4 separate regions of the Mus musculus genome follow, and regions 1, 2 and 3 are each linked to region 4. A link is a loop called in an ENCODE intact Hi-C map of the cell type or tissue named here. Cell type or tissue: left cerebral cortex. All regions are shown on one strand. Region 1 holds the start of Nbeal2 (neurobeachin-like 2). Region 2 overlaps Klhl18 (kelch-like 18). Region 3 holds the start of Mir8107 (microRNA 8107). Region 4 overlaps Ccdc12 (coiled-coil domain containing 12).

What was found. Peaks named below come from ENCODE experiments on the same cell type or tissue, not always from the same donor. Only the 100,000 strongest peaks of a DNase experiment are listed, where the experiment ranks them.
Region 1: it touches region 4 in a loop (2.4-fold over the local background); 14 of 42 quality-filtered maps call a loop at or near these places.
Region 2: it touches region 4 in a loop (3-fold over the local background); 13 of 42 quality-filtered maps call a loop at or near these places.
Region 3: it touches region 4 in a loop (8-fold over the local background); 26 of 42 quality-filtered maps call a loop at or near these places.

The regions. Positions count from the first base shown.
Region 1 is chr9:110,647,795-110,655,794 of GRCm38, forward strand. It overlaps Nbeal2 (neurobeachin-like 2), which reads right to left and starts at 6,367. Exons shown (of 54, transcript NM_183276.2): 1 at 6,103-6,367. The coding sequence starts at 6,153. It also overlaps a transcript of Ccdc12 not described here. In left cerebral cortex, CTCF peaks have their summits at 4,776, 6,283 and 6,484; DNase peaks (open chromatin) are centred at 2,098, 4,727, 5,859, 6,396 and 1 more place; H3K4me3 peaks cover 2,502 bases; H3K27ac peaks cover 3,255 bases.
Region 2 is chr9:110,445,805-110,453,804 of GRCm38, forward strand. Klhl18 (kelch-like 18) reads right to left here. Exons shown (of 10, transcript NM_177771.5): 3 at 4,916-5,056; 4 at 870-1,068. Among named protein-coding and RNA genes, the nearest start is that of Klhl18, 27 kb to the right of the region's middle. In left cerebral cortex, a CTCF peak has its summit at 3,218 (motif pointing right); a DNase peak (open chromatin) is centred at 3,264.
Region 3 is chr9:110,631,853-110,639,852 of GRCm38, forward strand. Nbeal2 (neurobeachin-like 2) reads right to left here. Exons shown (of 54, transcript NM_183276.2): 11 at 7,928-8,000; 12 at 7,442-7,540; 13 at 6,453-7,054; 14 at 6,240-6,372; 15 at 6,027-6,146; 16 at 5,512-5,833; 17 at 5,223-5,305; 18 at 5,039-5,131; 19 at 4,710-4,884; 20 at 4,443-4,576; 21 at 4,009-4,168; 22 at 3,762-3,864; 23 at 3,446-3,599; 24 at 3,194-3,352; 7 more. Mir8107 (microRNA 8107) reads right to left here and starts at 4,263; the gene lies at 4,147-4,263. In left cerebral cortex, CTCF peaks have their summits at 3,561 (motif pointing right) and 3,775; DNase peaks (open chromatin) are centred at 251, 453, 2,213 and 3,571.
Region 4 is chr9:110,706,023-110,714,022 of GRCm38, forward strand. It overlaps Ccdc12 (coiled-coil domain containing 12), which reads left to right. Exons shown (of 7, transcript NM_028312.3): 3 at 2,424-2,503; 4 at 3,872-3,933; 5 at 4,105-4,139; 6 at 5,064-5,140; 7 at 5,229-5,571. The coding sequence ends at 5,311. Among named protein-coding and RNA genes, the nearest start is that of Gm35775, 32 kb to the right of the region's middle. In left cerebral cortex, a CTCF peak has its summit at 3,876 (motif pointing left); DNase peaks (open chromatin) are centred at 3,890, 4,711 and 6,185; H3K4me3 peaks cover 575 bases; H3K27ac peaks cover 691 bases.

The DNA of each region.
Region 1 (8,000 bases), 58 kb before region 4:
TGAGGGAGTCAGATCCCGGATCTGTGTTTCTCAGAATCTGGGCACCTTGGTCTTCCAGTTGATGGGGAAGAAAACTGCTAGGAAGGCTTGGAAGGGGAAACAAAGAAACAAACCACATACAGACATGTGGGTGCTGGGAATTGAACCTGGGTCCTCTGGAAGAACAGCCAGTGCTCCTAAGCGCTGAGCTATCTCTCCAGTCCCCTATGACTCCAGCTTTCTATCCCTTAGCCTGTCTAGTCTTGTAAACTCTCCAAATTGGGGTGAGTCAGGTTCAGGGCTAGGCCAATCAAGGCGGGCTTCATGAACTCTGAAGGGGCATGAAGGAATCTCAAAAGCACAGAAGTGATAGGAGTAGCTGCCTGTCCATGTCTTCTGGGCCTCACTCTTTCTCCCTAGGAGGCCTCAGGCCAGCTCTGACCTGAACACCATTGCTTGAAGCTATAGTGCTAAATATCAGAGTCTCTAGAGAAGCAGGGATCAGAAGGCAGGGCAGGGCAGTGAGCAGGAGCAAGATGGTTGGTGGTGCTGCTTGTAACAGGGTCCAGAGCCTACAAGTTGTGTCTGTGGGGGGCTTGAGATCTGTATCTTTCTCAGAGCCTCTGCCTTATTGGCTTCTTCCAGACCTTTCCAGCTCTGAAGGGGACTCGAAGGACAGACGAGGAACAACCACACAAGCCAAGCCCACCCAAGAGTCCTTCAGCCCAGGAGGAAGTACTTGGACCTTGCTACAGGGGAGAAAATAGAAGGATGGATGCTGGTCATTGCCCTAACCCGTCCCCAACCAGCCCCAAATATACTCTAAGAATATTGGGAGAGAAAGCTCCCCTCCCAAGGGTTAGTGAGGCACAGATAGTTCCTGCTTGGTCATGCAACTGCCATTCTCTTAGAACTCAGAGGTAACTGAGGTGGGCTGAGGGCAAGTCTATTTGGCACTGGTTGGGAGAAAGCTTTCCACCTGAGGGACAGGGGCCGCTAAGCTATATGAAGCTATGTGAAGAAGCTCACGCCCAGTACAGAAAGCTTCAAGTGGCCATCACCATCACCACGCAATCACCATCACCACCGCGCAATCAGTCAGTCACCACTCTGGCACAGGCTCCGCCTTCAGAGCAAATCAACGACCCCCTCCGACATTTGAGGCCCTGTGTATGTGCTGGCCCTCATCTCCAGTCCAAGGGCGTGGCTTGCGCTGTTCCCATCCCACAAGGCTGCACACACTTTTATTTTCCATGTTTCCTCTTCAGAAATGCCCTCAGTCAGGACCAGAACCTTTGGAAGACACAACCCATTGCTGCACAGGTAGGGATTATTAATTACTAGTGGAATTGGTGGCTGAGGGTTATGAGTTTTGGAACTCAGGCCCTGTTTAAACACTGGGTAGCTTGTTAACCTAACATAAAACTCTCTGAGCCTTGGCTATCTCCTTTTGTGGAGGCTGGTGGGGTCTTACTACGTAGACCAAGCTGACTTCAAAATCACCGAGAGATCTGCCTGCCCCTGCCTCACAAGTACAAGGTTTAAATGAGTGCACCGCCAAGCCCAGCTTGGTGGCATCCATATCACCTGCCCAAGGGTAGGATGACAGGGAGCTGCAGGCCAGGGGCTCTGGTCAGCCCAGCTCCAGTCTGTCCCGGCATTTTAGGACAACCTTCCCATCCTTGTCTATGCTCAGGGCAGAGTTGAGGCCTCCAGGGCAATCCCAACTTGCTGCCTTAGGCAGGGAAGAGCTCCAAGCAGTAGGGAGAGTGCTCACAGCTCAATATGGACAATGCCTTTCAGTCAGAGGTCCCTCCTCCTCCTCCAGGTCTGGACTGGAGGAAGAACTGGAGTCAGATAGCTCTGAACTACATAGCCTCCCAAGCCTAAATTCTCTCCAGGAGGAGAGAGGGCAATGTCAGGCCATGGGTGGCTTCTAGCTACACTGTAAGGACTGTAGGCCATGGGATGGAGCCGGAACATTCAACCTGCCCATGGAGCAAGAAGCAACTGAGCAGAGTGGTGTAAGTGCCTGGGTGTCCAGGACAGCCTCTGCCCCTTACCTGAAGGACAAAGAGGACCTAAAGGCCCCATAACACATAACACATAACATATAACATAAGGTCCTTAGCCTTTTTGCCTTGTCCTATCACTATGGAAACAGAGTTCCCTGCCATGGTCTCCATAGTAACTGACCCTGTTTCCATGGGGATCACACATTTCCCATCACCTCCTCAGTTGTCATAACAACCCCAAGGATACCAGCCTTCCCCCCCCCCCCAACTCCAGGCTCTATGCTAATTTTTTTGTCATTAAAGTTCCCTCCTCCTTCAATTACCTTAGCAACAAAAGCAGGAAGAAAGAAATTCCAATTGCCCCTCAGGTGTGAAAGGGACCAAGAGCTGGGTACTTTTGCCTATTTAAGAAAGTAGAGCCACGCAGTGGTAGTGTACACCTTTAACCCCAGCACTTGGGAGTTGGATCTCTTAATTCAAGGCCAGCCTGGTCTACTGTGAGTTCTACAGCAGCCAGGGCTACACAGAGAAACCCTGTCTCAAGAAACCAACCAACCAAACCAACAAAAAACAAAACAACAACCAAAAATAAACGAGAGACGTAGGAATCTGACTAAGCCGGTAAAGCCCCCTGCACAAGTGTGAGTTTAGGTTCCCCAGCACCACAAGAGCCAGGGCACGCATCCATCACCTCAGCTCTGAGAGGCAGGGGCAGGACGCCACCACAGGCAGAGCCCTTAAGCTCATTGGCCAGTCTAGCTTAACCAATACACTGGGGACTTGGTGAGATGGCTTAGCAGGTAAGGGCACTGTCACCAAGGCTGACAACCTGAGTTCAATTCTTGAGAATGACACAGTGATCAGAAAGCAGAGACAGGCAGATCTCTGAGTTCAAGTCCAACCTGGCCTACATAATCAGTTCCAGATCATCAAGGGCTACATAGGAAAACCCTGTCTAACTAGATAATTAGTAAGGTGGAGGGACTAGAGGTGGCCCAGTGGTTAGGGGCATTGTATGGTCTTCCTGAAGCCTTGGGTTCTATTATCAGCACCTACACGGTGACTCAAAACTGACTGTAATTCCACTTCCAGGACATCTAATGGGTCTAGAGGAGCAGAGAGGCCTGGTAAGTTTCCATGAGACAGGAGAGATAGCACTGGTCAAGGATAAAAGAAGAGAGAAAGGTGAGCAAAACTAAAGAGCTTCTACTCTGACCTAACTTCTGAGTCCTTCATTACTGGCATACTTGGAGAATTCAGCTCAGTTTCCCTGTCCTGCCAGGCTCTTTGTGATCCTCAGCTCCCCCATCAGTGTGTGTGTGTGTGCACGTGCGTGCACTGCTCCAGCCTGCAGAGGGGCTGCTCATTTACAGGCTATTTTGCATTAACCTTCCCAAGTGCCAGCATGCCAGGTGCTGTCCCCATCTCCTGGTCCTCTTGAGCTTCTCCTGTTTCTTCCTTGAGGACTCTGGTAGGTGTGTTCTACCCATTCACCATGGCAGCTCTGTCCTGCTCCCTACTTCAGACAACTTGATGCTGCTTCTCTTCCTCCTCTTTCAGACAGGGTCTCACTTTGTAGACCAAGTTGTTCTGGAACTCATAAGAGATCTGACTGCTTCTGCCTTCAAGTGGTGGGATTAAAGGTGAAGAGGGGGGTGTCAGAATGAGAAAGAGAGAGGGGGGAGAGGGACAGACAGAGAGGAAGAAAGGGGGAGAGGGAGAGAGAGGAAGAGGGAGAGAGAAAGACATGCCATGTTCGCTGAAAGCTTGCTTCTTCTATTTCCTATTGCTATGTGCTCATTCCTGTTGTTCCTGGCCTCCAGCCCTCAAAATCCCAACTCTGCCTGCTGTGGGATAACTTCCTTGATTGGTCACTACCCTGGTCATCTTCTCATCCAGTCATTCAGCTAACACCCAGGGAAGGGAACACTTACTAAATGCTAAGTTCTGGGAAGCAAGGGCAGTGAAGGTTAAAAACGCTCCAAGAGGAACAACAGGTGGTGTTCCAGGTAGAGGGCCACCTGAGGCTTCCTGACCACAAGACCAAGGCTTGGGTGGCTAAAGGAACTCTCCTGGTGACTTTGCCTTGGTTTCCCCAAGAGGACCCTGAGGCACACCAACTGATTTATCTTCAGGGACACTCTGATACTGTCCCCTCCCTCTCACTCCTCTCAGAGCCCACCAAGAGGGCAGGACTCATGTGAGGAGGGAAGGCAGATCTAAATCTAGGGTCTTTTGGGGGAAAGAAGGGCAGGAACTAGGGTGCTTCCCCCTCTGTCCTCACCCAGACCCACAACTGGGGAAACAGGTTTGCCAGCAGATGGTAGCTTCTGCCGCTGAAGGGAGGGGCCACCTGCGCTGCTGGCTGGTTGGCTGTGGACTGACAAAAAAGGGTCTCTTTTTTCTTTTTGAGACAAGTCTCAAAAGACTGTTGCCCAGATTGGCCTCAGACATTTGGCAATCCTCCTGCCTCAACCTCTCTCATGCTGGCATTACAGGCATGTGCCATCATGCTGGGGCGAAGGGTCTCGCAACACCTGTCAGATCCGCCCTTGCCTTACACACCCCGTGACACACACGGCGGGTCCCTAGCAGCACTATCTTTCCTTGGGAACCCAGCACCGAGAAGTGGGACGGTGTTTTTGGAGCAGGCAGGAAGGCTGCACTGGGTGGCTGCCTGGCTTCCTCTCCCCAGGCAGCCCGGCCCCACCCGACTCCTGAGTTTGCTCTCACATCCTGGATTTATTTGTTGGCTTGGTCCCAGGCTGCCCCCTGCCTGTCTAGGCTTCCACTTCTACAACCAGCCAGCTTGAGCTCCATACCTAAGCCTTCTGGGAGGCGGTGGGAGCACAGCAGACAGAAGTGGCCAACAGCTCAAAACCAAACAGCCCAGCCACTATGAAAGGGTACAGTCCCAGGAAGCTGGACCAGAACATCTCCAGCAGCCTACCACCCAGCCTGAAAACCCAGCGGTGACATCTCTGCAGATTCATCACCTGGTTTAAGTTCTCTTCACATGGTGATCTCCCTTGAAGATGGAGATACAGGGGCTGAATGGAGGAGAGGCAGGCTTTTCTGACCTACACCAGCCATAGTGGCTCCCTCTCTACAAAGTCCAGGTGGCCTGAGGGTAAAACTGCGTTGATTCTACAGCCGGGAAGTAAAGGCTTAAAGGTGCAATGAGCTCGGACTTGGTTACCCTAAGTGGGACTCTACTACATGCCACCGGCCCAAGAAGACCAAAGAAGCTGTGGCCCTTCAGACTTAGACAAACCATCAGGCAGCCTCTTCAGAGGGCCAGGGTAGAGCATGAACTCTCCCCATATCCCTGCTCTCCCAGTGACAAGCTGTTCATGGACACACAATGGACCATTGTGTCCAGGGCACACCTGAGCTAGGCACCTAGTGCCAAGCAGGTGCAAGGAGGGAGGCATAACCCCGGGATCACTCCCTGCTTCCAGTGCAAAAGGGAAAGTGAGGCTTCTAGAGTTTGAGTCAGAGGCATCACAGCCCCTTCGCTCCCCTTCTGATACCAGCGGAGTCAGCCTGAAACGAGGGTCCCTTTCAGCCATCCCTCCTGACCTCACCATCCTCCCTGGCCCATTGCAGAATGGAGGTAGGCTAAAGTTGCTTCAAGTACAGTAAGAGCTCATCACTAAGAACTCTGAAGGAGTCTGAAGTGACGAACGTCTGATGTACTTGTCAGAAGCGGCACCTGCCGGATCCCCCAGCCTACATGACATTCTAGCCACCATGACCACCTATCGCGAATGCGCCTCTCAGGCGAAGCAACCAACCAGCAAACTGAGTCCCTCTCTTTCCAGGTCTCAGTTTACCCAGTTGTGAAAAGGGTGAGAACTGACTGGCCAGGGCAACTGAGGCTGCGCGGTCTCGCTGAGGACTTGCAATACAGCGCTCACCGGCGAACACTGTCCCCTGGCACAAATGCCCGAGGTAGCCCGGCAGCCAGGGGCACGCACGTGTGCGCGGAGCTGAAGTCCCGCGTGCGCGCGCCGATCTGCGGCCCCGGGGGAGCCGGACGCAGGTGCAGCAGACACTGCGTGCGCGGATCTGGGGACCCCGCGGACCAGGGGCGAGACGGGCTCACCTGCGCGTAGTAGAGCAGCCACAACTCGTAGAGCCGCTCCGAGGCGGCCATGGCCTGACCGGGCTCTGGCCCTGCTGCGCGCCACCTGTCGCCGCCTCCTCCGCGCCGCCCGCCGGTTGCCCCGGGCCAGGCCCATGGGCGGGAGGGCGTCACTCCGGGGCGGAGCGGCGCTACACTGCTGGGGGAAGTCCGCGGCTCCTGACCCTGTCGCACTTAGCCACCAAAGTCTACACGCCCCTCCTCCTCCTCCCGGCCGGCCACCGCCTGGCTTCCTACACTTGGTTGTCTGTGGCAGCGGCCACCGCCCCGCCTCTCCTAGGACTGTCCAAAGGGCGGGGAAGTCAGGCTGGAGGAGGAGCCTGGGGTCAGGGCGGCCCGGGAGGTCGCATGGAGCTCCGCCTCTCGCAGGCGGAGTCCATTCAGAGCCACTGGCAGGATTATTTCCATCCTCCCCAGTGAGGGGCCCGTAAAGGCTTTAACCCGAGTACAGAACCTATCGGGCTTGGAATTATCGCTGTTCAATGAAAGGACTGTGGTTCGCGTGGAGATGACTAGGGTCCTTCAACAATACTAATAATAACCTCGCCCATGACGAACACTTGTGGCACTAACTACGTGCAAGGTTCTGTTTTAAGAGCTTTATGGAAGACAAGTGCTACCTTTTAGTTTCGCCTAGTGTTGAGCTGGATGGAAGGAATCATCAGTCGACTGCAGGACAAACCTACCTGCAGAGGAGCGGCGTCCTTACCAAGTTTAGGATACATACAGTAGCCCACTCCCTCTAGGAATCCTGCCCAGGTGCTCCATTGCTGGGAGCCCCTCCTCCCAGGGCCCGGCACTTGTCAGTCATTTTTTGTTCCTTTGGCCTGAAGGAGGTGGGTGCCTCATGCCGGCTTTAATGAATGAAGAAACTGAGGCTCAGACAAGCCAAATGAGAATTGCAGGGACAGCAGGAACAAGGGATCTAGGCCTGGCTGAGTCATTTCTGGGCCACTGTCACCAACACCCTGTCTGTCCTTTCCTTGTGACTGGACTGTGAAGTGAGGGAGCCCCTGGTGTTGGGTGGGAACCAGCTTCTTTGTTAGGGGTAGGGGAAAGTTTGCTAGGTCCAGATGGCTCCTATTGGTCCTAGGGATCGATCAGTATGAAGCGCCCTATGCATCTTAGTATGAGCTTACCTTTCCTGAGCACAGATACCCTCTATGCCAGGGGCTGGCAGCCACCCCGTCTCCTACTGTAAGGGAAGGTCCCAGACAGAACCAGGTTAACCCAGGATAACACCGAGCTTAGGAAACGGTGACATTTGAAGGGAGCTGTTAGGGAAGATCATTCTCCTTTGGGCCAGCTTTATAACAGAAGCCCCAGACAGGGAGCCACGTTGCTCATGGGCTTGCCATCTCCTGGAAGAGGAGGAGGAGAAGAAAAGAAGCAAACGCATCTGTGACCATCTGCCGCAGTCAAACTCCTTCTTCTCCTTTTGTTTTGTGAGACAAGATTTCTCCATGTAGTCCTGACTATCCTGGAATTCGCTTTGGAAACCAGGCTGGACTCCAACTCAGAAATCCATCCACCTGCCTCTGCCTCTCAAGTGCCGGGATTAAAGTCGTGCGCCACCACGCCCGGCTCCGTCAACCTCTTTTTATACTGGGAGGAGAGAGTAATTCAGTGGCACTTATTCGGCCCTGGTTGCTGTTTGCTCTTTTTTTTGTTGTTGTTTGTTTGTTTTTCGAGACAGGGTTTCCCTGTATAGCCCTGGCTATCCTGGAACTCACTTTGTAGACCAGGCTGGCCTCGAACTCAGAAATCTGCCTGCCTCTGCCTCCCAAGTGCCAGGATTAAAGGCGTGCGCCACCACGCCCGGCTGCTATTTGCTTTTAAGCAGGTAAGGTAGCCTGACT
Region 2 (8,000 bases), 260 kb before region 4:
AGATGGACAGGAGGAAGACGGACAGGAGAAAGGAATGGACAGGAGGAAGGATGGATGGAAGGAAGGATGGACAGGAGGAAGGATGGATGGAAGGAAGGATGGATGGAAGGAAGGAGGGACAGGAGGAAAGACGGGCAGGAGGAAGAAGGACAGGAGGAAGGATGGGAAGGAGGAAGATGGGAAGGAGGAAGGACTGGCAGAGGAAGGGAGGGGAGGAGGAAAAAGGAAGGAGGAAGAGGGCGGAAAGGAGGAAGGATGGACAGGAGGAAGATGGACAGGAGGAAGATGGACAGGAGGAAGATGGACAGGAGGAAGGATGGATGGAAGGAAGGATGGACAGGAGGAAGGATGAGCGGAAGGAAGGATGGATAGAAGGAAGGATGGACAGGAGGAAGGATGGACAGGAGGAAGGATGGGCAGGAGGAAGGATGGATGAAAGGAAGGATGGATGGAAGGAAGGATGGACAGGAGGAAGGATGGGCAGGAGGAATGATGGATGGAAGGAAGGATGGACAGGAGGAAGGATGGGCAGGAGGAAGATGGACAGGAGGAAGGATGGACAGGAGGAAGATGGACAGGAGAAAGGATGGACAGGAGGAAGGATGGATGGAAGGAAGGATGGACAGGAGGAAGGATGGATGGAAGGAAGGATGGATGGAAGGAAGGATGGACAGGAGGAAAGATGGGCAGGAGGAAGATGGGCAGGAGGAAGATGGACAGGAGGAAGGATGGACAGGAGGAAGATGGACAGGAGGAAGGATGGGCAGGAGGAAGGATGGACAGGAGGAAGATGGACAGGAGGAAGGATGGGCGGAAGGGAGGAAGGAGTGTGTGCTCTGCCTGTGCAGACTGTGGCTGCGCTCACTGACCTGCTCCTCTGACTTCACATTCAGCTCATCCCGGGACACCAGCTCAAGCACGTCTTCCAAGGGCAGGGCCAGGAACTCTTCGGACAGAGACACCTCTACAAAGTGCTGGTGGATGAAGCTGTTGGCTGCATCGTACAACACAGCACACATCATCGTCTCGGCAAACTGGCGCACACCCAGGCAATTTTTGGGGTGAAGCCTTTGGCATGAGATGCAAAAAGAAGGATCAAAGGAAGGAATAGTGCTATCTTCAGTCATTTTCTAAATGGTTTTGAGTACAGCCATGGGACAAAAGCTAAATTTTGTTCCCAGCATTGTTAGAAACTCCCTATGGTGTGAGGTACCATTTTCCATGACCCATCTTCATAAGGTATCGGCTTAGATGGGCTAGCCTTAAGTCTTTGTTTCCTGGGGCATGCGTGGCCTTGTCATGTCAAAGTGGAATGGACTGTCAGGAAGTCCTATGACCTAACTGTCACATGAGAAGACAGCGAGAACACACTGGGATGCCTTGTCACCAAGCCAGATGCTGCGCTTTCTGAGTATCCAGGGCACGAGTCCACCTCTTAGGCACTAGGAAGGCACCAAAGGCATGGAAGAGTCACCTTTATTCAGGGACCATTACACATTTTTTTAGGCAGAGGGAGGCTCCATGATCTAAGAGTTCAAAACCCTAGGAACAACAGCAGAACTCCATGCAAGCTGGCCCATGTCCTTCATGTCTCTCTTCTCTGCCTCCAGTCCCACAGTGGGCATGCTGGGATGTCCAATGTGTACCACTACATGGGGCTTTGTAGTGGGTTCTAGACTCAGTTCTTAGCAGCAGCAGAAACAAGAGGGACCCTGCCTCAACGATATGAAATGAGATTCCATACACCCCTGAAAGCTGTTCTCTGACCTCCATTCATTTGTGTGGCATGCATGCCCCTCTCCAAATAAATAAGTAACATCAACAAGCACACACCAGAAGATAAAATTAAAAGTAAAATTTAAAAGTAGCATTTTCAGACCAGTGAGATAGTAGATGAAGGAGCCTGTTGCAAAGCCTGACAAGAACCTCAGCTCAATCCCTGGGACCCACACAGTGGCTATCCTCTGATCTCCAGATGTACAACATAGCACGTGTGCACTCATGTAAACACACACATGCATGCACGGACACGAAACACACAGGCACACACACACACACACACACAGACACACACATGCATGGAACAAACAAAATGAATGTAGGCAAAAGCACTCAGCACAGTGCCTGGCATGAAGCTGGATGCTATTAAAGTTCCTATTATATTTGCTTTCTTACTCTCAAACAAACCGAGCAGGATTCTGCAGTCTTTGTGACAGAGTAGACTCTGAGGGATCCAATTACCCAGCTTTCCTGTTCCCCTCTAGAGTCTTGGTTGCCCTGGAACTCTCTATGTGGTCTAAGAAGTGGCCTCAAACTTGAGGCATGCTTTTGCTTCAGCCTCACGAGTGCTTCGATGACAGTCACAAGTGACAACATCTGGCTCCTCAGTGGGTTCTCTGAGGCCAAGGAAACAAAATCCCCGTGGAGCAGCCGAGACTAGACAGCAAGGAGCAGGGGGCTGAGCTGAGGAGAAGTGTCGCTTAAGAGACGTTAAGCTGGTGTAAGGCAATGAGGATAGCTGAGCTCCCACAGCGGGTGCCTCACTTGGGGCCCATCCACCCAACCGCACACACCGGGAGCTGAATGGAGCCCACAGATGATGGGGCAAGGGTGAGCTCGCGCCTTCTGCTCCCCTCCCCACTCTCTCCAAAGGTTAGGACCGCTGCATGTACTTTGGTCAGCTTGATATAACATGGAGCACTGGTCGTGCCTTCCTGAGTGAGCTGTGCTACTCCACCCCACAGGAAGGAGTACGGGAAGGCAACCTGCGAGGCCGCAGATGGGAATGGCAGAGAGTGGCCTCACAGGCGAGACACCCACTCAGGATAGAGGTAGGAAGGAAGCAGAGACCTGTGTCTTTCACTAGCTCCTTCCACAGCCGTCCGCTTCACTGACAGCTCAGTTTTGCACGTAAGGAGACTGTCAGGGTATCGTGCTGCGCTATTGCAGACCTATCTAAAACAGAAAAGGAACTGCTGGGCTTTGTTGTTGTTTGAGTGAGGGTCTATGTAGCCTGGAGGGAAACAGGAGAGCTGGGGAATTGGATCCCTCAGAATCTACTACATATGTACCTAGAGGTGATATGTAGACCAAGTTGGCCTCATCCAGCCCCACCTGCTCCTGGATGCTGGGACTAAGGATGTGTGCCACCTTGTCCAGCGGCTCAGCATCTAGAAGAGAAAATGCCTTATGACAGATAACGTCTGGTGTTGCAGCGATAACCTCAAAAGCCCCTAGGTGGCACTGTTGTCCTCTGATGAAAGTGTAAAGAATAGCAACTGGCAGCACCCATTGCATCTGCAAGTCATTATCCGTTTGTGTGTGTGTGTGTGTGTGTGTGTGTGTGTGTGTGCGCGTGCGCGAGTGTGTGTGTGTGCTTGTATCCCTCCAGCCTCCTCTAGAGAGTGTCCTAAGGCAGGGACAAGGCTGGTCCTGGAGCTGCAAGGTTTCCACCTGCAACACATGGCCTCAAGGTGAAACCATTTGCCCTGCAGCTAGCTGAGGTGCACCTCTACATTTGAGGCATCACTGCCACAGTTGTGTGTCAGTGTGCACATGACAGTGCTCAGTGATGCCCACGGGCATCAAATAGGTAGGATGTGGAGACCCTCCAGGGGCCACACACACTCTCAGTGGGCAGGACTGGTGGAGTGGGGTGGGAAGGGGAGGTCAGCTCTGAGAGGATGATGTTCTTGAGCACAGGGCTCAGGTGGAAGGCACGTTGATCATCAGGCTAAGCATGGAGACTGGACTTGGAAGAACATCAAATGCACACGGGAGCTCTTCTGCTTCTTCCATGCCTGTGTATGGCCCAGCCTAAAGCTCACCTCCAAATCTCTGGTGATTAAATGGCCTTTAGCTTATGACAGAGCACTGTCCCCTGAAGGGAAGGAAGAGCTTATCTGATCAGCTAAAAGATCACAGAAGAACCCAGGAAACCCCTTGCCAGGAAGCAGAAACAGTAGGAGTATAATCCGCGGTCATCACCCTAAACGACCTCACAACGACGGCCTCCAGTGGACAGACATAAAGGTGGGATCTGATTGAGCTGCGTATAAAAAGGGACTCATGTGGGTTAAGGATCTAAACAAACATGGAGATGGCTATGGAACAGTTCGAATAAATAAATAAACAAATAAATAAAAAAAGCAAACAGTGCCAAATAAATCAATGTTAGTTTGTTGAGAAGTTAGCTAAGTTATGAGCAATGCTAAATGGATACAACAGACTGTATTTAAATGTGCACACACACACACACACACAAAATGATAAAAGAAAAAGAAGTCATTATTTAAGAGGGTCTTGGGGAGCACAGAGGAGAGGGAGCCGGGGAGCACAGAGGAGAGGGAGCCGGGGAGCACAGAGGAGAGGGAGCTGGGGAGCACAGAGGAGAGGGAGCCGGGGAGCACAGAGGAGAGGGAGCCGGGGAGCACAGAGGAGAGGGAGCCGGGGAGCACAGAGGAGAGGGAGCCGGGGAGCACAGAGGAGAGGGAGCCGGGGAGCACAGAGGAGAGGGAGCCGGGGAGCACAGAGGAGAGGGAGCTGGGGAGCACAGAGGAGAGGGAGCTGGGGAGCACAGAGGAGAGGGATGGATGGAAATGATGTAAATACAGAACACATTAGAAATTCTCAAAAAAATAAATTTAAAACTAACAACAAAAAAGGGGGGATAAATTAGCTAAATGAACTGCTGGTCAGATTGAAAAGGGATGGTCACAAAGAGTCTATGCCATGCCACAACAGTGTATGTAAATGGCCAAACAGTTGGGTCCTGCACAGTGCTGATCCCAAGAAATGCCATCTTTACAGAGTAACTCCCAGCTCGTTGTTCAAAACACTGCAGACACACCATTAACTCAGCAAGGTGGCAGGGGTTTCAGGACAGAGCACGGCACCCACCACCTGCTTCGCTCACCTTTCTCGGAGGAACGTGCAGCAAGCATCTTTGATGCTCTGCAGCTGCAGGAAGCTTGCCCCCATCAGCAGGGACTGCACATTCTGCTGGTCGATAGCAAGGTTGCCATTATAAGCAAAGTTGATGAGAGCCTCCAGGGCACTAGAAGGAAGAGGAGAAGCACGAGAAGCTCTTCAGAGATGAGTCTTGGCCCACCGGTCACTCCGTCCTAACTGAACTGACATGACAATCTACGGTGGTCTGAATAAGAATGGCCCCAAAGGCTCAGCTATTTGAGTGCTTGGTCATCAGGGAGTGGCACTACTTGAGAGGGACTAGGAGGTGTGGCCTTGTTGGAGTAAGTGTGTCAATATCGATGGGCTTTGGGGTTTCAAACACTCAAGCCAGTCCCAGTGTCTCTCTCTTCCTGCTGCCTACATGTTCCTGTCATGATGATAATGGACTAAACCATTGATAAGCCTCAGTTAAATATTTTCTTGTATAAGAGTTGTTGTAGCCATGGTGTCTCTTCACAGCTGTAGAACACTAAGAAACTACCTGAAGAATACATGAGCCATGTTCAAAAATAGTGCTTACTGTACAATCATGAGGACCCATGTAGCAAGGAGAGTCCTACAAATGCCTGCAGTCTTGGCTCCTAGGAATCTGATACCCTATTCTGACATCCCTGGGTGTCTGTCGTAGGCACACTCACCTGCACACCCACATGTGTGCATATACTCACACAGTCACACACATAACAAATAAACAAACAAATCCTTTCTGGAAATTTGTTTAGCTGAGTTGAATGCGGCAGCACATCCTGTGAGTTTGAGGCAGGAGGATCTCAGGTTCAAGGTCCAGCCTAGACTACATAAGGCAACATCTCAAACACACAACAAAATCTACCTTATTGAGACTATTTTAAATGGAATAACTATTTCATCACAGTCAAAGATTCATCCTAGTCAGGAGTGGTGGTGCACACCTTTAACCCCAGCTCTCAGGAGTCAGAGGCAAGCCAGTCTGGTTTACACAGTGAGAACCTGTCTCAAAACAAACAACTGAATAACTGTCCACATATATTTCTTCAGAGTCCTCATAAAGAAACAATCATTTCCAATCTCTCTATTGAAAAAGTTAACGGTGGCTGTCTTTCTAGTTTAGCTTCTCTGTCCATCTGTACATGTGATCTATGTGGACAAAGTCATCAAGAGTTTCACTAATCCCTCTCATTCTGCTATACTAGTTAGTGTCACAGTCACTGTTTTGGGGTGATTGATGTATAATGATACTAAAATATGTTCTAAATTTATTGCCTTTATTATCAGGCACCATAATTATTGCCATTATAAATTACTGGCATTATAGGGGCTGGAAAGATGGCTCAGGGGGTAAGAGCACTGACTGCTCTTCCAAAGGTTCTGAGTTCAAATCCCAGCAACCACATGGTGGCTCACAACCACCCATAATGAGATCTGATGCCTTCTTCTGGTGCGTCTGAAGACAGCTACAGTGTACTTACATATAATAATAAATAAATCTTTGTGCCAGAGCGAGCAGGGACTGAGCGAGTGGAGTTGACCAGAGTGAGCAGAGGTCCTAAATTCAATTCCCAACAACCACATGAAGGCTCACAACCATCTGTACAGCTACAGTGTATTCATATACATAGAATAAATAAATAAATCTTTTTAAAAAACAATAAAAAATTATTGCCATTATAAATTTTTAAATTAGGGAGTAAATGTTTAGGAAATTAAAAAAATGTTAGGGAGAGATTTCTTTTTTTTTTTAATTAAATTATTTTTTACACTCCATATTGTGTTTCTGACCTTATATGTGCTCCCATAGAGAATGAAATAGAAATCCCAGCCGTGTAGCTCTGGCCTCTCCATCTCTCTGGCCTCTTCTATCCTGGCCGACCTCACTGTATCCAGCACTCTAAGCCCACTCTCACCTCCCCCCGGGCTGCTCCCTCTGTCTGGAGGACTGTTCCTGCAGAAAACTCACTTCTCATTTCCTGGCCACCCCTTCACTCTCTGCTAACTTTTACTTTTACTTCTCCTTCCTCCCCCACTTCCCCCCCCCTTGTTCTGTTTGTTTTTAAGACAGGATCTCTTCTTTTAGCCTTGACTATCCTGGAACTCACTCTGTAGACCAGGCTGACCTCAAACTCACAGAGATCCACCTGCCTCTGTCTCCCAAGTGCTGGGACTAAAGGTGTGTGCCATCTTCTTCCAGATTCTTTAAAAAAAAAAAAAAAGTCATGTAGCACAGGCTGGCCTTAAACTCACTGTGTAGCCAGCGATGACTTCTGAACTCCTTACCTTCCTGCCTCCACCTCTTCAGTGCTAGGATTACAGCTGTGTGCCACCATACTCTTTTCATGCCTTGCTGGGGATCGAACCCGGGGCTCTGTGTATGCTAGACAAGCACTCTACCAACTGAGCTATACGCCCCATCCTGCTTTGCTCTCCTCACATTACTTTTACTCCCAGCTACATATCACTGTTTCTGTCCTGAGGTGTCTACATGGACGCTGTTCAGTGAGGCACTTGAGTACCTGGGTCATTTACACAGCTCCTCCAGACACAGTCTGACACTGGAAGGATAAGCCAATCCATTCCCTTCAATGTTCTGATCCATCAAATGACTATTAAGTCTGTCACACTCTAGATAGATGCTGTTCCTTAGAATACAGTAGCTATTATCCACATACATTATTTAAGATTAAATTGAAATGAATTAAAGTTAAATAAAATTTTTAAATTAGACCTTCTGACTCAGAGTCCCGTTTCAAGTGCTCAGTAGCCACACTGTAGTGGTGCCTACCTACAAACCCACGTGGGAGCCTGAGATGAGATGACTGCCACTTGAGGCCAGCCAATAACAAGGCTATTACAAAACCTTATACAGAAGGCTTAATGGATAATACAGTTCTAGACTGATGAAGAAAAATGTATCACAATGTTCACTGGAAAAGCCCAGAAATGTAGACAGTAATAAATATATTTACTACACTGGTACACAACCCTAGTTAAAAAAATATCTTGGCCAGGCAGTGGTGGCGCACATCTTTAATCCCAGCACTCCAGAGACAGAG
Region 3 (8,000 bases), 74 kb before region 4:
GGCACCTGCTTGTCGATGAAGTGGCGCCATTCGGCTGTGGCACAAAAAGCCTGGAAGTCCTCAAAGAAGGTGGGGCTTCCATTGGTGGGTGGTAAGGAGGGCAGCCCCCACTGCAGTCCCAGGGGCCCATATGCACGGTCCAGCAGCGTGCGGACCAGTGGCACCAACCACGAACAGCGCTCAGAGGCTGCCACGGCTGTAGACGCATGCTCAGTCTCGGAAGACGAGGTGGTCAGCGCCCGACTGAGCGCTGCCTCCAGCTTGGAGAGCACGTAGCACGCCTCCTCCCGGCGGGTCGGCACTGCGGTCTGCAGCAGTGTGTGCAGCTTCACATAGGCCTGGGCATGCAGCTGTAGGTGCAAGGCAATGAGGATGGTACCAATTGCTGGACCCCCACCAGCTAGACCTCCACCTCTGCTGCCCTCCTGCATGCTTGCCTGTGGGTCTTCCAATAGGATGTATCCAAGCACAAGACGTAAGCCGATCTGCGCCATCTCCCGGAGATCTGCTGTGCTATTGGCGAGATGTGGCCAGGCTCCCAGGCGATCAAGCAGGTTGCACACACCTTCAAAGAGCTGCCACACAGAACATATTTCCAGCATGTTGCCATAACAAGGACAGGGATTTTGGGGGAGAAAACTAGGTAAAGTTTGTGCTGGAGGCTAAGTAAGGTTTGAGTCAAGGTCACTCACTGTAAGGTATACCCAGCCCAACTCCAACGCTGCCATCCATTGAATGCTTGGCCTGACTAAACAGGCTGATAGATACCAACGCTGATGTATCCAAGACTGCCCTGTGTACCCTCCCATCTCCTAGACTAGACACCCTCAGGTTATAAGGACGCAGAATGTGTGTGGCTTCCACCCCTCCGAATAATCGTACCTTCTCACTCCACAGCTCCTGGTTACCGTGGCCCTCAGCACACAGGAAATCCTGCAGTAAACGGAGCAGCCACAGTGCCTGCTGGGAAAGGTTGGCCAGGCCTCCTGGGGGAGCCTCCTTGATGTCGGTCAGGGCTGACTCTAACATCATCTCTAGGAGGCTGGCCAAGAGAGGGACTCAGTACCGACCTTGCAATTTCCTGGCTCCCAGAGACCCATCGCCTCCTGACGCAGACCTCTTACCTGCGCTTGATGCAGTCTGGTGGTCGCACAAGTGTGGCAGAGGCCCCCAGCTGGGTAAGCACGGAGAAGACCTGGCCACGTTCCCGCCAGGCGGCCTCCGCACTGCCCTCCACGCCCCGCCACGTCACTGAGAATAGCACGTTGGTGAGTAAGTTGCACAGCTCCTCTTCAGGGGTTTGCTGTGGGGACAGGAAGGTGGTGTGGGCTGCGGGCTGTGGGGGAGGGGAATCTCTGCTCAGCACCCCCTGTCTACCCACAGGCAGGAATGAAGAGAGGCAGCATTCGGCAAACAGCCAGACTGGCACCAAGGCCTTAGGAAAATGGCCTAAGGGTTTCAGCCACTTTCTGAACTCCAGGGGAAAACCTGGGGTTCTGTTGGACTTCAGAGAGGAGATATTCACAAAGGCCTTACTCTAAGTCTTCAAGGCTGCCTAGGAATCCTCAAAGAGAAGTGGGGCTGGAGAAGTGGTTCAGCAGCTAAGAGCACTGCCTCTTCCTCTAGAGAAGACAGTCTATCCTATCTGTAGGCCCTACAAAGCCTGGGCCCTATGTGGCTGCTGCTCTCCTCTCCCGGGCTTAACACAACTGCGTGACAGTACCAGCTCTGGTATTAGACCGCATCTTTGGAAAGACCACACTGCCAACTCTCCATTCCTGAGGTGTCCTCTCCAGACACAGTGCAATGTCAGAAGGTGGCCACCTCACCTGGGGGTTGCTCGTGTTCGAGGTATCATCCCCACTGATGTTGGGTTCTAGCAGGCTGCCATCTTCCAGCACATTGGAGAGACTGGAGCTGTGGCGGCCTTGGGCAGTTGGGAAGGGCCGTGGCCCATCCAGCGGGGAGGGTGTGCCAGGCTGGCTGGCCGGAGTAACAGTCCCATTGCTGCTGCCGCCACCAGCGGTATTGCCCGAGCCAATGCTGGCCCGTTCCAAACCCAGGTCAAAGGGTGTACTGAACGGGGAGAGGGCCTGGTAGAAAGCATCCTGGTCAGGGCAAGGGGACTCTGAAGGCAGGAAGACGTCAGAAGAGTCAGCGGGCAACTCAGTGGGCGGCGGAGATAGGGCCAGCTCTGAAGAGATCGGCAGCTCTGGGAGGAAGCGTGGGGGACTACTGTCTGTGGCAGCCTCGAGGACATACAGCCGCGTCAGCACATCCTGCCAGCCAGCTTGTCGGGCCAGCAGCCGAACGACGTCTGGCTGTCCGTAGATGAGGTAAAAGAGCTGCCAAACCAGGGGACAACAAATAAGAGGTCATCTGACTGCTTCCCTAGATCCCCATCCCAAGGTCTTAACAGCAGGGACCTACAAAGGTGCCCCACCCCAGAAAGGCAAAAGGAGCTCCAGGGAGCAGAAGCCACCCTTTTATCTCCCACACGTTTTCTCTTACCTGACGGCAGATGTCTAGGCGGACACTGAGGTCAGCCTGGAGGGACAGCTGTACAACAGCCAACAAATCTGAGAGATTCAGGCAGTCTGGAGATACAACCTGAGGGACTGACACAGTAGAGGGGACTACCTCAATCCTGTCCCCATGTGAACACTCCCTCTTCCCACCAGCCCTATCCTGACAGATGCTACTGCTCCCTCTACTGCACCTGTCCTTTGTGTGTGTGTGTGTGTGTGTGTGTGTGTTTTATTTTTCTGTGTCGGGGATTAAATCCAAGGCCTTGTGCATGCTGGGCAGGCATTCTGATCTCCTCCGTCTGATCTGCCTCTTGGTCCCAGCCAGGTCATACCTGTCCCTACAAACAGCTTATAAAGGCCCTGGCAGAGCTGGGGAGAGATGCTCTCTTCCGACAAGCTAGCAACAAGACCCTGGAGACCACAGTCGTGCAGCCGTATCCTCTGGCGGTTCCGCTCGGGTAACCGCTCATTCTGCTGCAGTCTTCGCAAGATCTGTGTGAGGGAGACCAAGGGGCTGTCATCACAGAGGACTTAACATAGGAGGGGCCACTGCACGGGTGTGTGGCTCCAGAAGAGGCCTGTGAAAGTGGCTTTAAAGTTTCCTTAGCTTCTAGCCGGCGGCCTCAGTAAATGGGATTAAAAGGTCAGGAGGGGGCTGGGCATACCTTGCAGACCCTGTCGGTCAAAAGGGGCGTTGACTTTGGCCGCACCAGCAGTGCGAGCAGCACCTCAAGGTTCCCCAGCTCCAGCAGGAAGGCGGCCAAGGGGTCTTGCACTGGAGAACCCTGAAGCAGGGTTAGCAACAGCTCCAGGGTGCCCACCACCTGAGGATACATGGAATGTCACCCTAGGATGGGTTCCCCAGCTGGCCTAGACACCTCTCACCCAAGCCTCACCCTCCCCAACCTCCAGCCTACCTGGCCATCGTCACCGGTAGCTGCCAAAAAGTTCAATACAACCTGCATGTCTTCCACCGAGAAGTTCCTAACCAAGAACTCACGCACCAGACCCAAAAGGGAAGTCTGTACTGTACGCAGGTCGTCTGCCGCTAGGGGGCGCTCGCGCTGCGGGCTGGCAGGTCCGACAAGCATAGCCAGCGAGTAGGAGAGGTAAAATCGGGGTGGGGTGGGATGGGGAAACAGGCAGGTAAGCTGGGGCAGAACGTCATCCTGTCCCCAAACCAATCTCTGCTGAGCCGGACCTCCAACATCCGCCAGGGCCCGCCAGCCTAACCTGTAGTGCGTGCGCAGAGCATCGAGGAGGAACTGAACTCCGTACTTCTTCCGAAGTTTCTGTCTGTGCTCACGGACCATGCTAGACATGTACTGGATGTGACCTGGGTGGACATCAGCAGAAAGCTTCTTCACGCCCTCCAGGGCAGGGCTCTGCCCTCTATGTCCTCTCAGATTATAGAGGGAGGCTGTGGCTTCTCGCCCTGCCTGCCCTGTACCCAGGCCTCTTTCCCAAGCCCCTCACCTACCCAGGCGCACAGCGAAGTCACTGAGGGTCCAGAGGTGAAAGTTGAAGAGCAGGTGCTGATAGAGCAGGTAGAGGAGGGGCCCACCGCCATCAGCAGCCGCCTGCTCCATCAGCAGCTGGGCAGACATGAGCACATTCATATCCATGGCCGAACTGGGGACCTGAGGGAAACAGAGGGCTGAGATGTCAGGTTCTGTCTGCCTGCTGTCCCAGCCACTAGTTTCCAGTTTTCCCAGCGGCAGGCATGAAGAATCATCCCTGCTCACAGCTTTTCAGGGCCGCTGCCATCTCTGAAATACAACCTCCAGGCAGGCAGGGCTACGGCCCAACTTCTTCTGCTGCCATCACCTGAGCCACCTTCCTGCCTGTTCACTTAGGCCCCACCGTCCAGAAGGCCTCCCCTGTCTCTCTCTCCAACCGCGCACCATGCCTCACCTTGCGCAGGAGAGCCCCTATGATGGCAGGACCCTGGCACTGCACCAGGCTCTCCTGATTCACGGTGTGGTTCTGCAGGAAGTTCCGAAGCATCAGGAGAAAGGCAGCCACTGCGTTCCTCTCCATCCGGTCCTCTGCGGCCACCAGGAAGAGGGCAGAGGTTGGTCAAGGGTGTGCCAGAAGCCACTACCTCAAGCACAATCCCAAGCACCATACCAAGACTTTCTCCCCACCCCCACCCCGAGTCCAGGAGTGAAGGTCACTCACCTGAGGACTTGCCCAGGGGGAGAAGCAGGCCCTGAGTGTTGCGGCCTGAGGTCAGCTCAGGTCCTACGAGGTCGTGTGTTTCACACGGGCCGGCCTCGGCCTCCTGGGGCTGCACAGCCACTCGCTCCAGCAAGGGCAGCAGAACACCCATGCCCCCTACGCAGTTCACCACATCCTGGGACAGGGGGCCAGTGGTGAATGAGAGGACAGTTCCCAACCAGCGTCTCGCCTTAAGCCTGGACTCTCTCGAACTGGTCTCCCAAACCCTGCCAGGGCCCAGCACTGCTCCCGACACTCCCTGTGTACACTATACACATAGATGCACGTACCTTCACGTCCCATGTCTCCACCCTATGTCCTGTCAGACGGCCATCCAGCCCATGGCCAGGGGACAGGTCCAGACAGATATTGTTCTTACAGGCCTGGATCAAATGGAGAAGGGAGAGACAAATTGAAAGTGGGAGCCAGAGGACAGAGCCAGGAGGCACTGACGGTTCCCTAACCCATAAGTACCTGCGGTGAATAATGGAGGAGCAACTTGGTGCCAAACTCATGTAGTTCACCCTCAGGCTTGAAGGGTGCTGGCTCATTGGGCCCTGGAGAGAAAAGGCCAAACCTTTAGACCTTAGGTCTTCTGGCCAAACCCTCTCCATAGCTTGCCTCCTCCCCTGCCTGCCCAGAGGACAGGTTCCCAGGGGTGCCATCTTCCCTGGGTACCCCTGAGCACTTAGCAAATCTGATGCCCTGGAATCAGGACAATGGGGTAGAGGCAGGGGGATGACCGACAACAGATGCTACATACCCAGGCTACACAGGACCCTTAGGGCAGATGGTTGCAGGGCTTCATGGAAGATGGCTACAGCCCCCAGCTCACCCTCCAGAGATGTGGGGCTTCCCCACCGAGTGTCCTGGGTGCCTGCGAGGGTAGAGCTGACGCTGCCCTCCTGCAGAGGGGTCCCCAGTCCAGGCCCCCAGCCCAGGCCTGTGGAGGCTGGGACTGACTGGGAGCGGGTGAGGGAAGGGTGAGTGTGAGCCAAGGCTGTGGAGACTGATGACGCGGGAAGCCCTGTGGTGGTTGTCGTTGTGCGGTGCCCAGCAGAACCAATACAGCAGGAGGAGAAAGGCTGCAGGGTCAGGATTGGGAGAGCAGTCAGGTCCCGCCCAGCAAAGCCTGGGATTCCACCTATATCCAGCTCATGATGACTCCCCAAACTATGTACTTCAGAGCAGTACAGGCTAAAGATACACAGGGTTCCAGGTCACACTGGTCCAAGCCCCTCCAACTGACCCATGGCCTCCCAAACCTGCCTGGCATACCTCACTGAGGGAGGGAAAGCGAAAAGGTACTGTCTTGACCAGATGGCCATCTTTGAAGACATTGACCAGGTTCTGACTGAAGGGTCGGCGCCCGGGCACATGCACAATGGCCACGCAGTGCTAGAAGGGAAGGAAGCTACAGTGGCTCAAGCCATGTTTGACTCTCCATGCTCTCACCCCACCCTGGGCCACATGAGAAGGACGGGAACTCACCCAGGCAGAATCCGCGAAGGACACTTCGGGCAAGTTCACGGTCACGTACTCCTTCCGTGTGCACACGGCCACCACCAGGGTGCCAGCTGCCGTGAAGAAGGCTTCGAACCCTGAGCCACTGCTGGTGAAGAAGCTGGGGGCAAGCAAGCTGGTTATGCCCGTTCCCTCCTGCTCACTCTGGCCGTGGATCCCTAGCCCTTGGCGGTTACCCACCTGTACAGTTGTTTCCGCTGGAGGGGCCGGCTGGGAGCTGAGGTAGGAACCGCCTCTGACGATTGTAGACACAGCCAGGCATGGAAGGTAAAGCCGGCTCCTGGCCACCGCTGCACGGGCGGCACCATGATGCCAGCCATGCTGGGCGTGAGGTCAAAGTAGCGCAGGGCACGTGCAGGACCCCGGTGCCGGGCCATGCCCGACAGTGCCCGGATGACGGCGCCTGCATGGCGAGCCTTCTGAGATTCATTTCCACTTGACTCTGAGTCCAGCCCCGGTGGGGGGCGCAGCAGGCGACGCAGCTCCAAGGGCCGTAGTGACACTCGACCCAGAGCTTGCAGCAAGGCTAACAGCTGCTCCTGGCAGCGGGCTCCCAGGGCTGTCCCCGTGTTAAGTGTCTCTAACAGGTAGCCCACCAGGCCTGCTTGCACACAGGTGGTGCGACTGGCAGGGCAGCTGTCACAGAGCCACCAGAGGCGTTGTGCCAGGAAGAGGCGCAGCTCAGCTGTGGGCAGTGCTGGTAGCCACTGCATCAGCACCAGCACTGGCTGCTCGTTGCGGATTGGTGGAGGTGGGTGCATGCTGTGGTCACCCTCCACAGCCTGTAGGTGGAAAGAATGTGACAATCCCGGTCACTGGTGGCCCCTTGCCAGCTATGACACTTCCTGTTGTGCACAGTATGGGAAAGCAACACATGCCACCCCATCTTGGTGCCTTGCCAAAGGTGGACGATCGGGATCAGTAAACCAAGTGATCGGCCCTACTAATTTCCATGCTTTTGGCTTGTAGCCTAGTATGGCCAAGCTGTCAACTGTATGTTCCTGGGATAGTCCTCCAGGCCTATAGTGTAGAGGGCTCATCTCAGGGTACTGACATGTACGGGTAAGCCACAGCACACATTGCACTGGCCACAGTTAACAGTCCTCCAGGGTAGGGAACTGGCTCGGGTCAGCTGTCTTTGGGACCCAGGCCCCAAGCCCGGTCCTCACCATGTTGAGCAATTCCTGCAACAGCCTGTGGGTAGGGGGTCCGTGGCTCTGCAGGACCTCCTGCAGGTGCTGGTAGCCAATGCGCTCCTTGAACACCTCCTGAAAAGTAGTGTGGAAGCAAGCAAAGCTATGGGTGCTGTGGGCAACTTGCACTCCCTTCGGCTGCGGAACACCTTCGCTAGTTCTGCCTTAGGTCACAGTGCAGAAAGAACAAGGACAACAGAGGATGCAGTGGCCTGTATCCATCTCAGAAGGCTACAGATGGTGGTCAGCTCACAAGTGTCCTTTCTCTACATGGCCGGGACCCAGGACACCCAACTCCCAGAATACACTGATGACCACACCCACCAAGCCTATCGAACCACACCCCAGCGACAATGGCCCTCACATGCTCTCCAGGGAACAAGAGTGACAGGCCAGTTTTGGAAACATGAGGACAATGACCTCCACCTCTGACTCCTATCACAGAAAGTGAAGCATCCTCACCTTGGCCGAAGGGGAGCCACTCATGATGCAGGTCAGCACTCTGACCACGTGCACTGCGATGGCATCGGTGTCC
Region 4 (8,000 bases):
AAGTGGAAAATTACTTCTTTTTTACTTTATATTTTGGGGAAACAGTCTTACTGTTAAGTTCAGGCTATCCTCAAATTTGCAATTCTCCTGCCTCAGCTTCTTAGTACTAGCTTCCACCACTACACCTGACTGTAAAGTCTGTTTTTGACAATTCTAGTACATGCTTGGTTTCCAGTGAGCCGTGGGTGTTACGTTGGAGCCCACCTGAAGTTCCGGATTGTTTCCTTCTCTCCATAGACCTTATTGCCCCTCTCGCCAACAGCTGGCCTAGGGGTTCCCTCCCTGGTCCTTCCTTTTGGGACTGACGGGGCGCCCAGTTACATCACACACACACACATACACCCGAGGGGTGATCCACCTGCCCTGGTGTTGTATAGGCTCTTTCTATCTCTGGTGAAGTGACGTGCAGGTTCACCCGTTGTTAAGATGGGGTCCCAGTGGGCAGCCCGGGGCTTTGCCAGGGCCTGCTCCTCCTTGATTCTGCTACATTTTTCTCTCTCCAGCCTGTGAGGGTGCAGGGGAGCCCAACTTTCCAGACACCATTAGCAAGAGACAGGTGCTCAGGGGACGTTCTTGTTCTTCGCTTATTACTTCTGTGTCGGCAGGCTTGGTTCTCCAAGGCCGGCCAGTGGATGTTTAAACTGTCTGTGCCTAATTTGTTGTTTGTGAAGAGGGAATTAAATCTTGGACCTGCTTAGAGAAGCCCCAAGCACAACTCCGTGCCCCTTTCCCTGAGACCCCTGCCCTTGGGCAGTGGGCCAGGGACACAGGGATTCAGGCTTTGGGGCCCCTTCATGCTGGTGGCCATCTGAGGACACGGAGCCGCAGGTGAAGCTTGCTGCTGCCTAGTCCCCTGTGATTACTCATGGACCCTGGATCTGGTGGTGGGGTTGGGATTTTTTTTTTTTACTCTCCTCACTAATCCCTGCCGTTTTCTTCCCACACCCAGTTTCTGTTCCTCTTTTCTCTCCACCCTGTGGTGAACTAAAGCCATGGTAGCAGATAGGCTCCACTTCTCACTGTGTGTCTAGTGACCTGTTGCTCACCCCAGGCCTAAGCAGGCATAGGGAACAGGGGCAGGAGACCCCTAGACATGTGCGATTGATTGGCATGTGGGTACCGGCACTCCCTGGGTTTAGCCTGGCCCCAGGGACCTTGGCAAGAGGGAAGACGTGGTGAGTTGGAATGTGAGCTGGGGCCACTAGTTAGTTGTGCAGCCACAGGCATCGTGCACCTCACCTGTGGAATGGCTTGCCCTGTCAGGGACTGGGGAAGCCACCAGCATGCTTAACCTCGCCTGGGCAGAGCTCTGACGTTTGGAAGGCTGACCTGAAAAACTAGGACTTTCTGAGGGGCCAGAATTTAACAGAGTGGGAAAGCCAGGTGTTTCTTCTGTGCCTCTGGCCTAGGGTCTGTCTACTGTCTATGCTTACCTTAATTAAGTCCAGTAGTCCCTCGGGAACTCTGACCTTGCTGCCCTGTGGGGTAACCAGGGTCCCCTCTTCCCAGGGATAAACCTCTTTGGATTTGATGAGCTGCTGAGCTGGGAGACTGCCTGAAGACAGTGGAATAGAGACCTGGGTTTGGGCTCATGTTGGGTAATTCTGGCCTCTGTGATTCCACACCCCCAGGTTTGAGGGTTTTCTAGTTGAATTCCGAAGACCTGTCAGGGTGTGAGCTCTGTAGATCTCAGCAGCCGGTGAGCGGATTGTGGCATATGGTTGTGCTTTGTCTCCATGTGGGCTACTCCCATCAGGTAATGAAACAGAGCATCAGCCTCTTGTCTCTCCTGTGTTTTGGTGGAATCCACTATAGCCTCAGATCCAGAAGCCACCTCCTGGAATCTTTTGTATGTTGTACAAAGGCCGCCCTGCACTGCAGTCTGTCTGTCTGTCTGTCTGTCTGTCTCTCTCTCTCTCTCTCTCTCTCTCTCACACACACACACACACACACACAATCTTCATGTCATTTAGTACACGCAGACCCTGTCCACTGAAAGCGATGGATGAGCTGTGTGACATACACTGGCTCCAAGACATGAAGGCTCTGAGGAGGTTTGGCTGGGTTTGGAGAGCTGGTATGGAGGAGTGACTCAACCCAGGAGCTCTGGCTCAGCCTTGCTCTCGGATGTACAATCTCTGCTTTGTGACCTCGTGAAAATGGCACATGCTCCTTTCCAAATGGAGACAACCCAGGAGATAACTAGTAAATGTCCTCAGTCACCCTGGCTCAGTATGTGTGTGCGCGTGCGCGTGTGTGAGTGTGCGCACTCGTTTGTGTGGTGGGGGATGCTTAAGTTCTGTGCTTCCCTTCACTTGGCCACCTCCAGACAAACAGGAGGAACCGTGGAACTTGCATGTGGCAGGCGCCCTCCCCTCCCACTCCTGCACTGAGGTGTACGCGCCTGTGTTCTGCTCTCACAGGGGACTCAGGCTCCGGAACTATGTCCCAGAGGATGAAGACCTGAAGAGGAGGCGGGTCCCCCAGGCCAAACCAGTGGCAGGTACATGAATCCTTTTCCCCCATGTCCTTCCCAGTCGCCCTCAGAGAAGAGCTACAGGGCCAGAGACAGGGCCTCCGAGGCATTCACACACCTTCTCAGGGACCATAAAAGGGCCAGGAGCACAGGAAGGAGGCCCTTGCACCTGCCATCCTGAAGGGGCCACAGGCCCTCAGGGCATGAGGAGCAGAAGTGACCTGAGGCACTTGGGCAGCAAGGCAAGGAAGGAGTCAGCAGCAACACAGAGGCCAGAGAGAGCCCTGCCCAGGCTTCCCCACTGCCTAGTCAAAGGGTGAGAGCCCCAGGATGAAGAGAGACCCTCCTGGTCCAGGAGCAGGGTCATCCATCCTCTGTTCTGAAGGATCTGGCTTTGTTTGGTTTTAAGGCAGGGTCTCACTGGAGCTCACTGTGTAGACCGGCCTGGCCTTGAGCTCACAGAGACCCACCTGCCACAGCCTCCCAAGTATTAGGATTAATGGCATGTGCTACCGTGCCTATCTAAAAATCTTAGGTTTTAATTTTTTTTTTTAAAGAATGTATTTATTTTATGTTAGTACATGTCACTGTCTTCAGACACACCATAAGAAGGCATCAGGTCACATTCCAGATGGTTTTGAGTCACCATGTGGTTGCTGGGAATTGAACTCAGGACCAACGGAAGAAGAGTCAGTGCTCTTAACCTCTGAGCCATCTCTCCAGCCCCAGTTTTTAATTTTGATACCAGCTTTTCTTTGTACAAGTAATGAATGAATAAATACCTTATCATAGTTCAGCAGTTGCCCAGTTGTTTCTTGCTAATCCTCTCCCCACCCTGTGGAGCAGCGGCAGGGTCGGGCAAGGACGTCCCACAGGCTGTAGGAGGGGGATGAGAAACTGGCCATTGTCCTATACAAGGAGGCCACCAGGACTCAAGTGTGGCAGAAGAAAGGAAGGTCACAGGGACACATCCCTCGTGACAGGTCTGAAGGCTGTCCACACTGTTGGTCCCCAGAAGGGGACACTCAGAGACCTAGGGTCATGGTGGAGGCGGGAGGTGCCTGTTGTAAGTCTGATGTGGGATGGAAGGAATGATAAGACACCCAGACTCCAGCCATGCCAGACCTGGAGGAGATTCCTAGGGCCTTCACTTTAATGCCACACTCCCCATATACACAGCCACCTCCCATTTCACATCTGGACACCTTGTCCACTCCAGCTATAGCCTGTTCTGTCCCTTTCTGGGCTCTGGGGTCTGCCTTCAACCTAGGAAACTAGACTTGTCTTCCAGAGTTACTGCTGAGTGGGGTCCCTGCTCCTCCCTGGGGCCCCTTAGGTTGTTCTCTCTGGAGTGGCAGCTTCCACATTGCAGGCCTGTGTTCTTTCGCCCTCTAGTGGAGGAGAAGGTGAAGGAGCAGCTGGAGGCAGCCAAGCCAGAGCCTGTCATTGAGGAAGTGGTGAGTCCCTGGGAGGCCCCTCCCTGCTGGGGCTGCTTCCTTCTCTGACTGTCTCTGTTCCCACCCTACTGCCTTCCTGGCCTGCCGACATTTTTCTGCCTCTGTGCCCTGGCTCTCCGCTCCCCCTGAGGCTGGGCCTTGGCCCTGATGAGTTGTCTCCTTTCTCCCTAGGACCTGGCCAACCTGGCACCCCGGAAACCTGATTGGTGAGTGTTGGGGGGTGGGGGTGATAGTGTTTGGTGCATGTCACAGGCCTCAGCTGGGAGGACAGCCAAGGGACAGGTAGGGACGAGCACTGCAAGCCCAGCTCTGCCCAAGAGAGTCAGGGCTAAGGGCTAAGTAAGGCATGGGTGATGGCTGAGAGTAAAGCGCTGAAGAGGGCCGAGGGATGAAAGAGCAGCCATCCTTTCAAGCCTCTTCTGTAGGGGTGAAAAGTCCCCTGCTCTGGGCCATCTGAGTAGTGTCCCCTTTGTGCTCGGGATACTACAGGGAAGAAAGCAGATGGACAGTCAGATAGGGCTTACGTCTCTGTTTTAACTGTAAAGTAGGGAACCCAATCTCTTCAAGCCCAGAAGCCTGGAAGCCCCTCTGAAAATGGGTGAGGGAAGGTGCTGTAGGCTGTAGGCATATCTCTCGGTGCCTTGTCCCAGAGGTCAGGGCTGTTTTCTGGTACCTGCAGATCTGTGGTTACAGATCTACCACAGTGCTTTAATTTGATGAAGCAGGCATGAGGTGTGTGCTGTAGGAACTGCAGCGCCAGAGAACTCGGGCCGAATTTAGGAATTCTGGAAGCCCCAGGAGTGGGGGTCGGAGGCTGTGGCAAGAGGTGGAATAGGGCTGGCAGTTGGCCACGGCAAGTTCCTCTCCGATGCCGACTTAGTGGGGACATAACAGGAGGATCCCAAGGAGCCAGCCACCATGTGTCTCAGTGTCCGCCTTGACTGGGTCTGTGGTACACATCCCCTTATCTCAGTGGAGCTGGGAAGAATGATGGGTCTTGGGGTCCAGAAGAGCAGAGCAGGCAGCATCTCAGGCAGCTGAGGATATAAATATCAAAGCACTGCAGGAGGATCTCAGGGCCACACCACGAAAGCCCTTAGCTTCTCAGTTTCCCCTCTTTCCTGTTCCAGGGATCTCAAGAGAGATGTGGCCAAGAAGCTAGAGAAGCTAGAAAAGCGGACCCAGAGAGCCATCGCGGAGCTGATCCGTAAGTGCCGGCTGCCCCGTGGGCTGGGTCCTGCCCTCAGGACAGTGGCTTCAGCACAGCCCTTTCCACTTGTTTGCTCTCCATCCAGGTGAGCGGCTAAAAGGCCAGGAGGACAGCCTGGCCTCTGCAGTGGATGCCACCACCGGACAAGAGGCTTGTGACTCTGACTGACATGTTGTCCGTGTCCCATCTGATCTGTTCAGCACACACATCCTGTGGGAAGATGGTCTCAGGCAGGGAGGGGGTTAGGCTGGCCAGTACTTCTGGGTCTTGAGAACTGAGCCAACCTACTGAGTCTCAGTTTCTGTTGGTGTGACCTGTTCATCGCCCAAGGGTGCCCACCACGCCGAGTGGCTCAAAGCTGGGATCTGTACATATGTATGCAAACTGAGCTTTTTTCAACTTCTGCAAATAAACCTCTATTTAGTAGAGGCCTGTTGTTTCATTTCCTAGTTGCTCTGGATTTGAACTCTTTGAATGCAGAGGTTATGCTCTGTGATCTTAACCCTGGGTTGGGCCAGCCTAGTTAAGCCTGGAGGGGAGTGGGTAGGGCCAAGGTTGACCTGCCTGGAGGGGTAGGCAGGGCCAAGGTTGACCTTCTGCTCCAGGTCTCTAGTCAGAGTCCGCAGTGGTCATCTCAGGACTCTTAGGCCACAGAGACAGAGACAGAGAGTGTCCTCTTAAGACCCCTCACAGGGCCTTGCAGTAGTTGGTAGGAATGAAGGAGAGACTCCTACATGGGTCCTCTGGACCCCTCCCAGTGTGAGAGTGAGGAGGGCAGGCTCTGAGGAATTTCACATAAAACCATCCATCGCAGGTTAGAGGCAACCACATTGCTCCCCCCCACCCCCCATTCTGCCCTGCTACCGGTAATGCATCTCTTTTCCTCCCTCAGTCAGAGCTATGGGTCCCCTCTCTCAGTCAGGCTGTGGTGTACTGGGGTTCAGCTGTGATCTTGGAGCCTGGGCTTATGACATCCTGGCTGAGCTGTGAGCCTCTGAGCTGATTCTCCAGATGACAGCGTGGCAGCCTTAAGACTAATCTAGGCATAGCCATCTGGAGCTTCCCCTCCAGGAAGATTACACCTGCGGTTCTGCCAGGAGCCAGCCCCAGTGGATCTTCTTTTTTGCTCTGGTTCTTCTTGAGGCAGCGGAGAGGGTAAGGCTTGGTCTTACGAGATATTTAGGGTTGCTGTATAAAAACAAAACGTTTAGCCATGTAAGTCTAAGTTACTTTGCTACTGTAGCTGACCTGCCTGAGTCCCTTTGAGGCCAGAAACTGCAGTCTCTGACATTTAGCATCTTACCCTAAAACAGCAGGAGATTGAGCTAGAGAGATGGCTCAGTGGTTAAGAGCACTGACTGCTCTTCCAGAAGTCCTGAGTTCGATTTCCAGCAACCACATGGTGGCTCACAACCATCTGTAATATGATTCGATGCCCTCTTCTGATGTGTCTGAAGACAGCTACAGTGTACTCATCACATAAAATAAATAAATAGATCTTAAAAAAAAATTTAAAACCAGCAGGAGATTAAGTAAAGGATTAACTGCTAGATAGAGCCTTTGCCCTTTTGTCCTTGCTTGTCAGGCGGGGAGAGGTTTGGAGCAGTAAACATCTATTGAGCCAGGAGAAGAACATCATGCTAGCAGGAGGAAAAACTTTTACATAAGCAAATAAGCACAAACTCACATAAATCCATATACAGATTCACGCATGTACATTTATACATCTCCATTCAAACCAGTTGGGCCCAACTTAAACCCAAGTCTGTAAGAAGAAAGCTTTGTTCTCTTTTATAAACCTGCTTTGCTATTAAGAAAAGACCTGTTCTGTCCCATGGTCAGGAGAAGCCTGCCTGTTCCTTCTGCTCTCTCTACAGCTTCTTTTTTTCTCTTCCCCTTAGCATTCTGCATACTGCTCTCTTTGTATTTTAAGTTGCCTTATAGTTTCTCAGTTATTCTGCTCTGCACTCTCCTTCTAATCCTGCTCTCTCCTCCTGCTCTGATGTCACAGTAATGCCCTTACTCTCAGTGCCACTACTCCCAATGCTATGCCTTTACTTCTGAGTTCTTCTTGAGTTCAGCGCTGTCTAAAAAACTCTCCTCAGTTCACTTCTGGTTCCTCTCTGTATCCTCAGCACTGACACATCTTTCAGAAGACACGATCACATGGTCAAAAGTTCACCACAAGTTTACACATAAATTCAAATCATAAATAAGTTTACAACAGAGAATGTTTACATGCCTATCCATTAGGAGTAATTATCTGGCTAAATATTCATCACCTGTCACAGCTCCACAGGTTCATGGAGAGTTGAAGACAATAAGTTACTAGTGAAGTTTTATATAGATAAATCCAGTCAATATTTTTATCTTCTGTCCTAGCACCTATAATAAATCATAATTCCCTTTTTATGATCTTTGGTTGATGGTTTTACAACCTCTTGGAATGTGCTCTAAGTTGCAGAATGTCTGCTTACTATCTCAGAAGCAATTCACTCGTGACACTAAAGACTGGCAGAGTTCTCAATGCAGTTTTGATTATCAGAGAGACCCTAATAGCCATCCCACTATAAAAGCTTGATAAATACTGATATAATTTTAGGAATTCTTACAGGATCATCATTAAGAATTAAGAAATCATCTATTTGTTCATTGTTCTGCAGAGATCTATTTAAAAGTGTGGGCTAATAGCTAGTGATTGTTTTACACACACTAACACACACACACACACACACACACACACACACACACAGGAAAAGCATATTAATAGCAGGAATCTTTCCTAAAATGATTTTCTCCTGGGCCTTGCCTACAGGAGCTCCGTCGTAGATTTTAATCCAAGGTGGAACCATCTCAG